Linked DNA regions of Homo sapiens: region 1 is linked to region 2. A link is a loop called in an ENCODE intact Hi-C map of the cell type or tissue named here. Cell type or tissue: CD14-positive monocyte. All regions are shown on one strand. Region 1 has its middle 260 kb from the start of LINC00348. Region 2 overlaps DACH1 (dachshund family transcription factor 1).

Region 1 (2,500 bases), 470 kb before region 2:
GGGTCTACTTCTACTTATTATTTGAGCACCCTTGAAGCTGCAGATTGGGGGCTGGTGCTGAGTATCAATACATGACTGTAACAGTTTGGGGGTTTAAATACAAGTACAGGAATTTGCCTCATCTAACGTAAGCAAAAACTCAACAGATCTTAATTTATTGAAAGCATGCTCTGATGCTTACATAATTAACAACAACAAAAAATGGAGAAGAGCGTTTTAAAAACGCTCAGGAAAAGAAGGCCAGAAAACAAAAATCAGAGCAAGCACACTTAAATTCTACTGATTCCACACAAACTACTATAATAAATATGGCAGCTCACCATTCCCTTTTTTGCATGTCACTCATTAAAGATTCAAATTCACAGGAAAGAAAGTTTGATAGACTGACTCTAAATCATGTAAGTGGCCACATGTGCCAGGAGAGAGTGAAGATCTGACTTCTCTACCTTTCTTACTGAATGTGACCACTGCCTCTAACCATGACTACACGCAATCAGGTATTGCCTAGAAGGGAGACAAATATGCTAATAAAAGGAGCCAACAAGGACAGATGTCCACCACACTGAACTAAACCTTAATCTCTCAGAATGCAATTCAAGCATGCTTATTCTAGACAAAGTTACTTAAGCATTTTCTTAAAATTATGATCAGGGAGTTAACAAACCCAATAGAGTCAATGGTCTAAAACACAGCGAGGCAGGATTATATTTCACTACTACCATGGACAGGAAGATATGCAAACCAGCTAGGTAACTGCAGAAGATGGTGTTCAGTCCCTTGTATATCATGATGGACATTCTTATTAACGTTCAGCTGCAGGCAGCGTAAGTGATTTGAATCACTTGTTGGGTGAAATTTTGTCTGTTCATAGCTTCCTATCAGGAAACAAAATGCCATCTGATAGTTATCCATTTAAGAGCTATGACAGACACTGTTATCTGTTTACCCAAAAGCAATTCACAGCTCACTTTGCTGTGAGATTTTGCCTCTTCTTATAGAAACTGAAAGTGTTAAAATGCTTATATTTTCTGCCTTCCCCTTTTCATCTAAGGGATGGACAAATGACTCAACTATTGCCAACGAAATTTCACAGACAGCGACTTAGGTGGCTTGCTGGGAAGCTTTTCTAATTAAAAAAAAAAAAATGTGGTCCAAGGGAAAATATATTTCCTCAAATTCTGTTTTGATATTGTAATCTGAAGCTGTGCTGCTTAGATTTGCTCTGACCATTCAAATTCATTAAGAGGGAAGAAAACTTAATATTAGAGAGGATAACTCAGACTTGTGGCAGCCTTGAAACCACCTCTCTCTGGAATGCTTATTAGGTGAGAAAAAGCTATTCCAATCTGAAGCCATTTTAGATATGTCCTCTGTTGCTTGCAACTAAAAACATGATAACTGATAAATAATCTGGAAAAGGGAAGTGGGTTGGCACAATTAAGATATCCTAAAATAAGGAATTTGTGAGTAGCTGATATAAATTTGAGAGATTAAGTATCCTAGGCTGCAGAATTAGTAGACTTTATAAGGCAGTAAACATTTGAGTAAACAGTCTTCTGATATACTTTGAAGTATTGAATAGCTCTTGAATCTGTAGTATTATGAAAAATAGTAGGAAAACTAAAAATATTGGTATTTATTATCTATTTATTGGAACTTATGCTAGGTCATACAAAAGAGATACACTTAGCTGGCTGGGCACGGTGGCTCATGCCTGTAATCCCAGCACTTTGGGAGGCTGAAGAGGGAGGATAACCTGAGGTCGGGAGTTTGAGACCAGCCTGACCAATATGGAGAAATCCCGTCTCTACTAAAAATACGGCATGGTGATGGGCGCCTGTAATCGCAGCTACTCAGGAGGCTGAGGCGGGAGAATCACTTGAGCTCGTGAGGCGGAAGTTGCCGTGAGTCGAGATCACGCCACTGCACTCCAGCCTGGGCAACGAGAGAGAAACTCTGTCAAAAAAAAAAAAAAAAAAGAGAGAGAGAGAGAGATACACTTAGCCTAAAGTTAACTAGTCTAAAAGAAAGCCAAGAAAGAAAACAGTAGAGATACTTTCTATCTCTTACCTTAACTTCCACTGTGCTAGTGAGTCTGAACTTATTTAGTATATTGGGATATGGGCCAATCTCAATATGGCAATTGTGTCCCACTTACTTTCTGGCTTACAACTGGTCCCACTGGTGTTCAAAGCAATGTTGTCTTCCAACCTCTTGTCATGCTAGAGAAACACTCATGCTAGCCTTTTAGAAAAGATTCCTCAAAATATCTACGTATTTTTAAAGTGAATTGACACCTGTATTTAGGCTTAAAAATGGGTTTCCTTAGGAATTAACTAAAATTTGGACCTTAAGCTCTGTCCATTATAATCCAGAAGCTAGAAACACAAAACTCAAAGTATGTTTTTAATGAAATTGTAACAAGTGGATCTTTTAGCTTCTTGTACTCCCAAACTCCAGCCTCTCTTTTTCTCACTCCAACTGATATAGCAATAAATGT
Region 2 (2,500 bases):
ATGACAGAGCAAGACCCTGTTTCAAATAAAATAAAATAAAATAATAAACAACATCATGTACAAGAAAGATTCTTCCAAAATATACATGAATGAAGAGGAAACCCATAGATAGGAATGGAAGAAAATGTTGAAATTAAACTCTTCCCTTTATAGATGACAAAGTGGAAGCTTAGAGTTTAAGAATACAAAAATCAATCACATTTGGAGTTCAGATTTGGTCACTGATGAAAAGTAAACTCACTTAACTGCAATATGTTTTTTAAATGTGGCACTAAAAAAGGCATAATGATTTTAATAAGATGAAATCAACTACAAAAATTCCCAGGTCACTGGAAATTCCTTACCACTAAAGTCCTGTTTGGAATCCTCTTATACCCCCAGAGCACCAGCAACCTATTCTTTGCTGTGCTCAGTGTTAGCATCTCTGATAAAAGAAATGGTATAAACAAACAAACAAACAAACAAACAAAAAACCTCCACAGTATCTGCAGGCTACCTGTGTTATCTAATCAAGCTTATGAGCTACTGGTGCCAGCCTTCACTGGTTGCTCATGTAAGGTTAGAGAAGTTTCTGGGTTCCTTCCCAGAAGTGGCTAGGACTTCTCTAATGTCTTCACTAAGTATAAGTCAAAGCTATGTCGACTTAGTGAATGTATTTATTTTAATATATTTTAAGATATACTAAAAATACAATGTGGTAAATATTTCCTGCCAAAAATATTCAGCTTGATAGAGTACACATTTCTGTATTAACACATATGTATATGTATTAACACAATATCTAACACATAATCTTGTAGTAACACATATGTATTAACACATATGTATATGTACTGACACATAATAGCTATATCTATCAACTATTTTTGCATTTATGTATTTAAATATTGTGTTTGTATATACAAATAGTTGTATGATATATAATATCTATTTTCTGCAAAGGAACGGTAATTTTTATAGGAAAAATTACCTACAATTCAAAATTGTTCACAATGATGAGAGTTAATACTAGATCATGTAATGTAGTCCACACACTGTAATGTAATGTAGTCCACACACTGTACAGAATTAATAAGAAAAAATAATTAAAATCAGTCATCCCAGGCCTGGCGTCGTGGCTCATGCCTGTAATCCTGGCACTTTGGGAGGCCAAGGCAGGCGGATCACTTGAGGTCAGAAGTTCAAGACCAGCCTGGCCAACACGGTGAAGCCCTGTCTCTACTAAAAAAATTAAAAAATTAGCTGGGTGAGGTGGTGCATTTCTGTAGTCCCAGCTACTAGGAAGGCTGAGGCAGGAAAATTGTTTGAACCTAGGAGGCGGAGGTTGCAGTGAGCAGAGATCGCACCATTGCACTCCAGCCTGGGTGACAGAGTGAGACTCCATCCCCCTGCCAGAAAAAAGAAAATCAGGCATCCCAGCTAAAAATGCATTCATGTCATGCCCAGGCTGGCTTCCATACAAGGATGCTCTAGGAGATTCTGTGAGTTTCCTCACTACATGTTTGTTTTAGATAAATTTGGGAGCTACATTTACCTTGAGAGTGTCTCTACTGGGTCCATGGGAGGAAGCAAGGAAATCTGAGTTCTGCCATCCTAGCCTCCTTTCTCTGGGAATTTTTAATGAATTGTGTCCTAATGGGTCCCTGTATAGCACTGTAGCAGCTTTCTCAGGACCGATAGGTAGGACTTTGGAGACCACCCTGGTCCATTCTCACATTCCTGAGGTGCAGGAAGGTCTTGCCCAGTTTGTGCATGAACTTGACAGGCAAATAAACCATCTAATCTGGTGAAAAGCAAAAAGCAATATGGAGAGACCTTTGGGGGACAGCATGTTGACTTCCAACTATAAAAAGATTAAGTACAGTTAGAATACTTTTCCCATCCAAAGTAACCTTCAAATTTATTACTTACTGGCCAGCTTTACAAATGTATTCACACAGATTAACACGTTGTGAACATGCTCTGTTAATATTGGGATCTGAAAAAAAAAAAAGGAGCAAGCTCCAAACAATGTTGAGGGGGGGAAAGCAAAGTGAAGCAGGGTAACATTGTCTCTGCTCAGCAAAAAGTGGTAGGGGACATTATCTAAGATAAATAAAGTAACATGGAATACAACTTTGAGACCATACACTTCAGTTCATAAGGCCAAAACTGATCACAGTGAGTGGCAGCTAAAGAGATCTTAGAGATAAAAAAGTGCTTGGAAATCATTTTACAGATGGAATAAAACAAGCTCAAGCCCTTAGTTTTTAAAAAGAGAAATCAATTTAAGGGAACCCAGTGGAGGGTCTGCTTGCTTCGCTAGAATGATATTCCTGTTGCTTATTTTCCATCATCCCCAGAACATCCTTTGCCCTTGAGCTCACTCTGGGGGCACCATTGAATAAAGGTCAACAGGTCCCTCTTTGTCTACTACTATAGCAATCCTCATTCCCAGGGCCTTGAGGTGTCTGCCCTGTATAAGCTAACTGGAAGTCTGCTTTTCATGTTTTCAAAGAAC

The links. A loop is a pair of places that touch in the nucleus more often than their neighbours do. Peaks named below come from ENCODE experiments on the same cell type or tissue, not always from the same donor. Only the 100,000 strongest peaks of a DNase experiment are listed, where the experiment ranks them.
Region 1: it touches region 2 in a loop (7-fold over the local background); 1 of 110 quality-filtered maps calls a loop at or near these places.

The regions. Positions count from the first base shown.
Region 1 is chr13:71,274,377-71,276,876 of GRCh38, forward strand. No RefSeq gene overlaps it. Among named protein-coding and RNA genes, the nearest start is that of LINC00348, 260 kb to the left of the region's middle. In CD14-positive monocyte, no CTCF peak of the experiment used is centred here; a DNase peak (open chromatin) is centred at 1,065; H3K4me3 peaks cover 364 bases; H3K27ac peaks cover 1,124 bases.
Region 2 is chr13:71,746,194-71,748,693 of GRCh38, forward strand. All of the region lies in intron 1 of DACH1 (dachshund family transcription factor 1), which reads right to left. Among named protein-coding and RNA genes, the nearest start is that of DACH1, 120 kb to the right of the region's middle. In CD14-positive monocyte, no CTCF peak of the experiment used is centred here; no DNase peak of the experiment used is centred here.